Regions from separate parts of the Homo sapiens genome. Here region 1 is linked to region 2. The links are chromatin loops, found by intact Hi-C in ENCODE. Cell type or tissue: GM12878. All regions are shown on one strand. Links, peaks and the distances in the headings refer to the core of each region. The heading gives the core; the rest is flanking DNA.

Region 1 (5,392 bases), core at 330-5,329, 65 kb after region 2:
GGCCAGTCAGAAACTGGCTGTATACCCAGCCAAGGCATGCCTGGCTCCCCATACCAAAGGAGGCAGTGTATAAAATGGTAAAATGGGATCTGAAGAGGTCAAGGGACACACTAACATGGTCTGCTACTGGATTCCCTATGTTGTAAACATTGTTTCTCCTTCATTACCCAAATGATTTTTGTGCCAGGTGTCATTATATTGCAAGAATGCTCTCTTCTGTGCACCAGATGAGATGGCACAGTAGTAGGGAGAGAAGTTCCTTGAAGCCATTCACAAACTTTGGAGACTTAGCAATGCTTTAACCACACATGGAAATGGCTGTAAACAAATAAATATATTCCCCTAATTAAATGCATTCCCATTAGTACTTCTACTTAGCAGAGATTCCCAAGAGGAAGCCACTTCAAATCTGCCCTACACAAGGGGAAATGTGATGAAAAGGAAGTCAGAATAAAAAACGATGGTAGACAATAGATTTTAGTTCAAACACCCAAATTCTACAGATGTAACGAAAGCATATGATCATGTGAATGCTTTTCTGGGATCCTTCTCAGATTCTTGGAGAGGTCCATGAACGTGAGGGGTCCTTAGGCCTATGGTTTATTTGTTTCATCATAAATCTACATATGATTCCATGCTATTTGTTTTCTGGGCCCTCTGGGAATTTTTTTTTAACTTAAAATGGACACAAAAGAGATTTATTTGCCTGGCACAATATTAATGAGAAAGCAATGTAATAAGAATGATCACATTTCAACACAAGACTCAGTTCTCTTCCCTCCAATGGACTACTTCATGAAGTTCCTTCTGTTCCCTTGTAACTGACTTAGCCAAAATTATCAAGGGATCTTACTTTACTTGTTGGCTTCTTTCAACTCAACTTTGCAGTCAGACATATACTAATTTCAGATTTTTCTGATCTGAAGTTGAAGGCTCATTGTTAGTTTAATTTCTCATGTGATTATATCATAACCTCAGCTCTCTTCTGATGAAGATGGGTCTCATGAATCTGTGCAATGTGATGTACTCATACTCATTTTTGTGTGTATCCCCATGTGTAAGATAAGAATTGAGATTACTGGGGTCACAGGAACTGGATGACATGTTCATTGCACACTATGACCACAGCCTAATGTCTGAGTCTCTGACTTCCTATCCAATCATTAGGCCTGGACCATCACTGATGTGGATGATATGGATGTGGCAGGGAGCCCCCCACTGAGTGAGTTTAGCAATGTGATATAATCTACTCTCAGGGTTTGGGAGCAACAAAGTTGAGGTTTCCCTGTGTGTATTCCTCATAGTAAGCAGTCTTTGTAATGCCTATATGAAGTGTGAGCAACTGTAACATCTAATTCACCCAGATAGCAACTCTTGATTTTTAATTTTCTGGAAATAATGGAGATATCCAGTCTTTATGGATGGTGAGGATTTTCAGGGTCTGGGGTAGTAGAATAAATTTCTATGACTTCTCCCTGTTGGCTCCATGGACAGCTTTCAGATTTTCAATGACGTCTGTTTCCTTGCCAGCCAGCAAGCACGTATAGGTGAGGACTGTGTTATCTTTACATCCCTAGACCTTAGTATACTGTCCAGTACCTAATATTAGCTAAAAAAAAGTTTGTTACTACTGATTCTGTTCTAGCAATATTCTTATTAGACTAAATATTCCCATAGGTCAGAGGTTGTATTTCAAACATTTCCTTCCCGAGATTACCTGACTGACACATGATAAGCTTCTAAGATATTTGCTCATTTGAATCAATGTATTCAAATTACATTAGTATTAAATGGATCAACACAGTCACAGAGCAGATAATTGGTTTTCCTTCTAATGTTTCTCTTCTTCCTATAACCTGGGTCAACAGAATATAAATATAGTCATATGTTAATAAATTTTAAAGAAAACTTAATTTGTCTGTGGTCTACATGTTCTTAAAGAACATTGAGCACCAAAAGTTCTTTAAAAAAAATGACAAAGGGAAGACAGGGACTTCTTAAAGTAAAATAGTTTGCCCCATTCCTTGATTTTTGAAACAATGTAATTGAATGCAGTTGTATAACACAATTCACATTTCAGAACTGAGATGTTCTTACTTGCCAAGTGGCACTTGCTGACTTCCCATTCACTCTTTATTCTATTATGCACTTACTATTGGTTTTAGAGTAATTTCTTTGTGAATGAAATTGTCCAATCTCAATTTCCAACATGGCTTGCTCCATTTTAACATTCAGCGCCCTGTTCTCCTAACACACCTCGATCATTCATTGAACCTTGCCTTTCTACACTCCTTTAGATGGCTTTATGAAGATGAGTATACAAGTTAAATATTAGTCATACTTCAGGACTCAATTCATTTGCATTCTCTAGAAAACCTTCCGTGATTCTTTAATGATGCAAACACAATGCCACACTCATTCTTTGATTGTTTTTCATGTCTCTAGAAGTCGAGCTTCTTGAAGCCAAGGCTGCATTTTATTTGCTCTGTCTTCTGCACTCAGTACAATGATGGATGCAAAGTAAGATCTCAAAATGTTTAGAGACTGACTGATGGGCTAACTCTGTGGTTCTCAGCTGAAAGTGATCTTATGCTCCTATTCATGAGACATTTGACAACATCTAAATACATTTTTGATTGTTTAAACAGAGAGCTGTGGAAGCCGAGAAACCTTCAACTAATGGAATGAATACTACCTCCACTTTATCTTCATAGACTAAGACAAAATGTCAAATGTAGTTTTAATACATAGAGCTCAAGGTTACAATTTGCCTTCCCATCATTTTTTGTTGTTGTTGTTTCTGAACTTTTCGGTTTATTTTTCAAGGAAAAAAAAAACAACATAGAGTGACTCCATAGTTTGGGAACTTTATTTTTTTAATTTTTTTTTTTTTTTTTTTTTTTTTGAGATGGAGTCTCACTCTGCCACCCAGGCTGGAGTGCAGTGGCGTGATCTCAGCTCGCTGTAACCTCCACCTCCCAGGTTCAAGCAATTCTCCTGCCTCAGCCTCCTGAGTAGCTGGGATTACAGGCAGGTGCCATTGTAGCAGGATGAGTGGCAGACAAATCCTCTCAGACATGGAGTTGTAGAAGGAAGGGCTTTATTCAGCTGGGAGCATGGGCAAGCTACTGCCTTAAAATCCGAGCTACCTGAGTGTACAATTTCTGTTCCTTTTAAGAGCTCACAACACTAAAGATTTCACATGAAAGGGTCGTGATTGATTTGAGCAAGCAGTGGGTACGTGACAGGGGCTGCATGCACCGGTGGTCAGAGTGAAACAGAACAGGGCAGGGAGTTTCACAATGTTCTTCTATACAATGTCTGGAATCTATGAATAACACCAGTTTCTAAGTTATGAGTTGATTTTTAACCACTAGGTTTAGGCCAGGCAGGCCCAGGCCTGGTTTTGGCCCTGGCACTGGGCTGCCTGTCTTTGATTTCACTTCCTTGTTTTTTTTTTTTTTTTTCTTAAAACAGGTACTGAGCATAAAACAATATAAAACCATATGAGAGGGTCTCTCTCTTCCCTCACCATCATGCCCAGGTAATTTTCGTATTTTTAGTAGAGATGGGGTTTCACCATGTTGGCCAGGCTGTTCTCGAACTCCTGACCTCGTGTTCCGCCTGCCTCAGCCTCCCAAAGTGCTGGGATTATAGGTGTGAGCCACTGTGCCCGGTGTTTCAGCTAGTAAGAAGACAAATGCAAAGCTTGTTTTCTTGAATTAATAAAAATGTAATGCCTTCCAACTAAGTTTTCGGGTTAGAATTGTGAATACAGAAGTGCACCTAATGTAGTCAAAATTAGCTACCAATTTCAAGTCACATTACTGAATAAATTAGATTCCAGTGTTTGTCTATGTACATGTTGTTATTAATTACCCAGTAGTATTCCCCAACCAGCGTTTCAGAAATAATTGAATTTTTAAAAAATATCCTTAGAACACAAAGAAGTGTTCTTTCAAAGAACATGCAAACATGCAAACAAACAAAAAGCAAAAACAAAACCCCCCAAACTCAAGAGATTTTACTTAGGATTATAAGGAAATACATACCAATTTTGTAACCAACAACAGTGGCCACAAATATAGACTCTAGCACAGCAAACATAAAGAGTGTCTGCTCATGTGTATGTGTGTATGTTGATCTTCTGCAGCTCACAGATAGATAGATAGATAAGAGAGATAGATGATAGATAAGAGAGACAGATGATAGGTAAATGAGAGAGAAAAAGTGACAGGTAGCAGGAGATTAATATAAATAAAACATATATGTGTACATATAAATAAGTATTCTGGAGAGTACACACACCCACACACATGCACATATACACACAACCCATAAGCACACACACATGACATATAGAGCCTATTCTCTTGGTCATTAAGCTAGCATACACTCATTGTCAAAATTTTAAAAGGCACTGAAAGAATAGAATGCAAAAGAAAATAAAAAACACTGGCATATGAAATTAAGCACTAGGCAAAAAAAGTTGTCCATTTATTATATTTCTGCAGTACAATGAGGGAAAACACAGATGCATCTATGTTTAGGAATCAATTTCTATGCATTCTCCAGAAAACCTTCCTTGATCCTTTAGTGAAGTAAACTCAATGCCAGAAATTGAGGAACTGAGTCCTGAAGTGTTATTAGAAACATTCTCTACATAGAATTTATTATCCTGCCTTTTTTACTGAATATATAGTAAGTACAAGTTGACAATCCATTAAATTTTCTTTTAACGTGATTTTAAATGAACACATAAATTCAACACATTGAAGGTTTAGGGTTTTTTCATTTTTTATCATTGCAAACAGCACTATCATTACCATTGTATGTAACATTTCTTCATATTTAAATTTGTTTTGAAAGTAAAATTATCCTGAGGATTTTTATCCTGATTGTTTTTGAATGCCTTATATTGTATACATTATACCAATTCACAAAACTATTTTAAAAGTAGCATTTAATTAACACGTAATATTTCACAATATGAATGTGTCAAAATTTATATTAATATTTTTATTTTTTATTGATAGATCATAATTGTACATATTTGGGGGTAACATGATATTTTGATACATACATACAATATGTAATGATCAAATCTGGGCAACTGGAATACCCATCATGTCAAACATTTATCTTTTTTTGTTTGTCTATTTTGAGACCATTACAATTCTTCTCTTCTAGCTATTTCAAAATATACAATAAATGATGTTAACTATGATTTTCCTACTATGCTTTTGAATACTAGACCTTATTCCTTCCATCTAACTGTGTTTTTGTACCCATTTACCAACTTCTCTTCATTCCCTGCACCCTCCCTTCCTGGCCTCTAGTAATCACCATCCTACTTGCTACCTTTTTAGCTCCCAAATATGAGTAAGAACAT
Region 2 (5,392 bases), core at 281-5,280:
GGTAGGGTTTTTTTTTAAACATATTTTGCATCAGATTTTCTCTAATTTCATTCTAGGAATTAGATATATCAGAATCTTCTCAGGATTCTGAATCTTTTTTTTAAAAAATCTGAATAATTATTTTAGCCCTACCTTTGTAGATTCTTATTCCACTGTCCTTTGTGTGTGTATTGTTGGGTATGGTATCAGAAATTCGGCTATTAAAAAATTCCCCAGATTCTGAAGTGCTTGGGAAAACACTGTCATAATAAATAAACTGGCAAATAGCAATTAAAAAATGGCAATTAACATGGCCAGTATTTGAGATCAGCATATCTTCTTAAAGTTTATCCCAGACTTTCTACATGCTGGTCTCAGCCTGGAATGTCCTTTCTCTTCACAGGGCCAGAGTTTTACAGAACTTAGAAGTACCATTCACATGAAGAATAATATTATGTACAGGAGGCACCCTTTCCATAGCTCCCTGGAGTCCTGGGAGCCTATCGCCCTGAACCCTTACCTACTTCCACTCCTTCCTTTGCATCCCTCAAGTCTCAGCTTAAATATGAATTCTTCAAGGAAACCCACCCAGACCTGTGCCCCTAACCCCAGATGAAATGAAATATTCCTAACACTTTCCTAGCAACCAGTACTTTGCTGTAACATTTACTGATGTCAAAATTAAATAATAATGATTATGTTTTAAAATTTCTATTCTAATAATTATCATTTCTTCTGGAAATGAAGAGTATTCCTTCAGAGTTTCATAATCTATGTGTGGGAATCTGGACTTTTTCTATGGACAAAAGAAAGCTAATAAAAGAAAATACACATGAGAAAGAAATGATCAGATTCATATTCACAATATATAACTTAGCCTGAGTGCAGGGGATGGGAAGGAGAGGGAAGCGGGAAGGACCTACCAGTCAGGGAGGCCAGTTAGGAAGTCTGTGTAGATGAGCCCCTGGTGGAGTCCCAGCATAGCACTGATGAAGATGGAAAGATGTAGATGGAAAGATGATAAAATGGGTAGACTTGGGAGGGAGAAGAAATGATCAAGAATTGTGGATTGGAGACCAGATGCTCAGAAGTGGAAGGCAGGGCCAGGCACGATGGCTCACGCCTGTAATCTCAGCACGTTGGGAGGCTGAGGCGGGTGGATCACTCAAGGTTAGGAATTCAAGACCAACCTGGCCAACATGGTGAAACCCCATCTCTACCAAAAATACAAAAATTAGCTGGGCATGGTGGCAGGCACCTGTAATCCTAGCTACTCGGGAGGCCAAGGCAGGAGAATCATCGCAAGAACCTGGGAGGCCGATATTGCAGTGAGCCAAGATCGCGCCACTGCCCTCTAGCCTGGGTGACAGAGTGAGACTGTCTCAAAAAAAAAAAAAAAAAAAAAGAAAAGAAAAAAGAAATGGAAGGCAGGAAAAGCTGATTTCTGAGAAGGTGATGGCAGTCAGCTCTGCACCATCGTATGCTTAATTAAAATATCTAATACGGTTTAATTAAGTATGCAATGGTGCAGTGCTTCTGAACACGTGGGATCTTGACCAGCTACTACAGCATCTCCTGGGAACTTGATAGAAATGCAAATTCTCAGGTCCCCACTCCTGACTCGCTGACTCAGAAACAGAGGGGAGAGGGGAGAGGGGAGAATCCCAGTCATCTGAGTTTTAACAAGCCTTCCATGTGATTCAGAAACATGCTGCCATTTAAAACCAACTGCAACAGTGCTTCAGTGTTTGGGTATAAGTATCAGCTCTTCCACTTAGCAGCCTATGAGACCTTGACCAGGTTAGTTCATCTTTCTAAATCTCCTTTTCCCTCCTGTGTAAAATAAAGATTGCAAGACTTATGTTGAGTTAGATAAAGCACATAGCATTATAATTAGCAATTAATAGTTATAATGCTTGATGTTTTTTGTCACACACACATGAAAACATATATCTATGCCACAGCCTTTGGTAGCAAATAAAACTGACTTCCTTGCTGTCTGTTGGGAGGAGAAATGCTTGTAGAGGACCCTTAATTTATCCAGCAGGAAAAGAGCTACAAATTTATTCTCCTATGTTCTAATCATAGCACTAGAGACCAAAGAAAATTTTTGGTAAGGTAAAGGATTAGAAGCATGTGTAATTATTTTTCATGAAAGCACAGGAAAGTTGATATTAAAGGCCTTTAAAGGGACAAATCTCAGCACGTTGTACTTTTATGTTTGAAAGGGAGAGAGAGAGACAGGTTCAGGGCCAGAAAGAGCAATGATCCATAAGGCTGGTACTTTGATTAGAGGAAAGGCTACTGGAATCTAGTTAGGCATCCATCCTTTTTACTTTCAATTTCATCCTTAAAAGTTGTCTGGATCAGGCCAGCTCTGTCCGCCAGTTCTTAACTACAAAGAGTTGGGAGATGGTACCTCAAGACAGCCCATCTTCTTCAATCATTTTGAAGGAAACTTTGGCGATAAAAGCAGAACTGTGAGCAGGTACATTTTAATTCATAGTTAACAAAAGAAACCATTTTCATTCTGCATGGCCAAATACCAGGCTATTAAAAAAAATGTATCAATGTGATAGGGGATGCTAAGCAAGGCTGCATATGTGAGTATAACTGACTGGTAAAAAATAAATTGAACATGAAAAGACTAATGCTTTGTCAAAGTGGAACAAAAATGAGCAAGGAATACAAATTGCTGGAGATAATGGTTGCCATGGCAATTGTTTGTCCAGGCCCAAACTGTGGTAACTTAGGTAAGAGTAACAGAAAATGAAAGCTTTTAGTAGCACTTCCCCACTATGATTTTGTTGCTGCTGCAGGCTTGGTTAGTATGACTCAATATCCCTTCCTGGCCCTCTGGAAGCCCCAACACAATTATAATTTGCTAAATAAGGAAGAAGGAGATTTGCTTAAATCCCACTCGGAGCAGCAGGTCGTTTCTGAAATCATCATTATTTACCAAACACACCAGACGTTTCAATGTGGGGTGATGTGAGTTGGCACAATTTTTCTGATGCCCCACTCCCCCAAAAAACAAGTAGCTTCCTTCTACTAAAATATATAGTGGTGGGATTAAAAAAAATCAGGGTTGCAAAATGCTGGATTGAAGAGGTAACACAACACCAGCAGCTCCATTTTCTTTCCTATGCATGGCTATCGATAGCCATTTCTCCCACATGATTACCCATCTGTTTGAGATGCTTACTGCATCATGCAAATGAAATGCACCTGTTTGCAGAAAGACACGAATAATCTGGTTTCCAAGTATTCTTGGCTCTCAAACTTGCCTTTATTGACTCCGTGTGTGTGTGTGTGTGTGTGTGTGTGTGTGTTTTCCTTTCATAATCAAATTATTCTGACTCTAGATTTTCCAAATTCATCTTTTCAACTTTCCTATGAAAGGTGTTTAGGGGAGAAAAACTAAAATAATTAATGAATCACATGGGAAGAGAAGGAGATTTTGGAGGAGAGGAATGGTGTAGAAAATCAGGTTGCCCATTCTCCTATGTTCTGTAACCATAATTTAGAATCTTATCTTGCATGGTTTGTTGGTGAGAAATGTTAACATTTGCATTTCAAGGTAAAGAAAGGCTTTTACTGATGGCCAGTCACCAGGGAAACTTAATGAGAAGTTACAGTGGTTGGATTTGTAGCAACTTGTTTTCTGTAGTATCCAGGCAGCAGACGGCTTTGTGCACACAAATACAGAAAGTGGACTGCTTGTTAGGTATCATATCTAATTAGCTAGAACCCAAAAAACTTCTGCTAATGATATTTTTATGCCAGGAGAGTTTGAGACATTGCACTCCAGTTTGGATGTTTTTAAAGAGTAAGAATCTGCAGGAATTACACACACAAATAAAACTGTTAACAGATACTTAGAGCTGTACACCTGTTACATCATTGGATTCTCACCACAATAGCATGAGGTTGGGTATCAGTTTTCTATTGTTGCTGCAACAAATTATCACAAACTTTGACCTGAAATAACACCGTTGTATTATTTCACAGTTCTGTAGGTCTGAAGTCCAACACACGTTTTGCTGGACTAAAAGCAAGGTGTTTGCAGTGCGTTGTTCCTAACTGGATGCTCTGGGGAAGGAACCTGATATCATGCGCATTCATGGTGTTGACCGAATCTGGTTCTTTGTGGTTACAGGACTGAGGTCCCCGGTTCCTTCCTGGCTGTCATCTGTGACCATCTTTAACTAATGGAAGCCTCTGTCCAGCCCCTGCAAGTAGCCCCTCTGCATCTCTGAGCTAGCTAGAGTATCAAAGCCTTCTGCTTGGAATCTCTCTGACTACTGCCACTTTGCCCTGCCTCCAGGTGCAGAAAGTTCTCTCTAATTAAGGACTCATGATTGGGCCAACCCAGATAACCCAGGGTAATCTCTCTATTTTAAGATCATTGATTAGTATATTCAATTATATCTGCAAAGCTCGTTTTGCCACGTGGCATCACATATTCACAGGTCCCAGAGATTAGGAGGTGAATGTCCTTTTTGGGGGACATTATTCTGGCATAAAAGGTGGGTAATATCATTATCTCCATTTTGCAAAAAGAAGGCACTAGTTAAGGTGGTTAAGTAACCCGACAGAGGTAACACAACTAGTAAATGGCAGAGTCAGAATTCAAATGCTGTCTTGACTCAAGAAGTCAATCTTTCAAATACTATACTGTATTGTTTCCAAGTGACTAATTGGTAATGTAGGTGGAAGTTATTATAAGCACCTTCTCCCTCCTGCCTCCAAATGCATTCCTTAATGTGCAAGTCATTTCATACTGAGCTGGAAATTATTTGTCAGAAAGTATGCATGGAAGAATTAATACTGTGGAGATACTCAGGAGCAATATCAAATAGCCCTTTAATAGCTTTTCATCCAGTTAAATTGATCAAATTGTACTGGAGACGCATGGAAATTCTCAAAAATGCTTCCTCGACCTCCTGTAGTAGATTTCATTATGGTTTCCAATTGGTTCCTCTTTCCTGTTATGGAATTCCATTTCCCTACATTTACTATGACTTAATGATAGATTATGTATATTTCCATGCTCTTTAACACTGGGCTTGCCTGAATAACTTGCTTTGATTATGGAGATATTAAGGTTAATAGTACTAACCAAGCTGTAAATGTATTTGAATAGTTTGTGTTTTTCTCTTGTGTTCCCATGATCTCCCATGAAAAGGACATTCAGTGGGCAGCTGCTAGACCCTGAATATTGAAGGCATGCAGAGTAGAACTAAACCCAACCCACAGCCTAGAGCCCAGCCCAACCCAGCCCAAGCAAATGAGCCAAACCCCACAGACCTGAAATCTATGAATGAGAAAAGTAAGCCCTTGTTTTTGTCAGACACTGAAAATTTCAGAGTTTTCTTTCAATAGTGTAGCAATATTGTGGAAAAAACAAATT

Evidence for each region. Peaks named below come from ENCODE experiments on the same cell type or tissue, not always from the same donor. Only the 100,000 strongest peaks of a DNase experiment are listed, where the experiment ranks them.
Region 1: a loop joins it to region 2, with 2.2 times the contacts of the local background. A loop is called at or near these places in 2 of 110 quality-filtered maps.

What each region holds. Positions count from the first base shown.
Region 1 is chr20:55,114,437-55,119,828 of GRCh38, forward strand. No RefSeq gene overlaps it. Among named protein-coding and RNA genes, the nearest start is that of LINC01440, 310 kb to the right of the region's middle. In GM12878, for the core only: no CTCF peak of the experiment used is centred there; DNase peaks (open chromatin) are centred at 2,455, 3,135 and 3,395.
Region 2 is chr20:55,049,924-55,055,315 of GRCh38, forward strand. No RefSeq gene overlaps it. Among named protein-coding and RNA genes, the nearest start is that of LINC01440, 370 kb to the right of the region's middle. In GM12878, for the core only: no CTCF peak of the experiment used is centred there; a DNase peak (open chromatin) is centred at 2,744.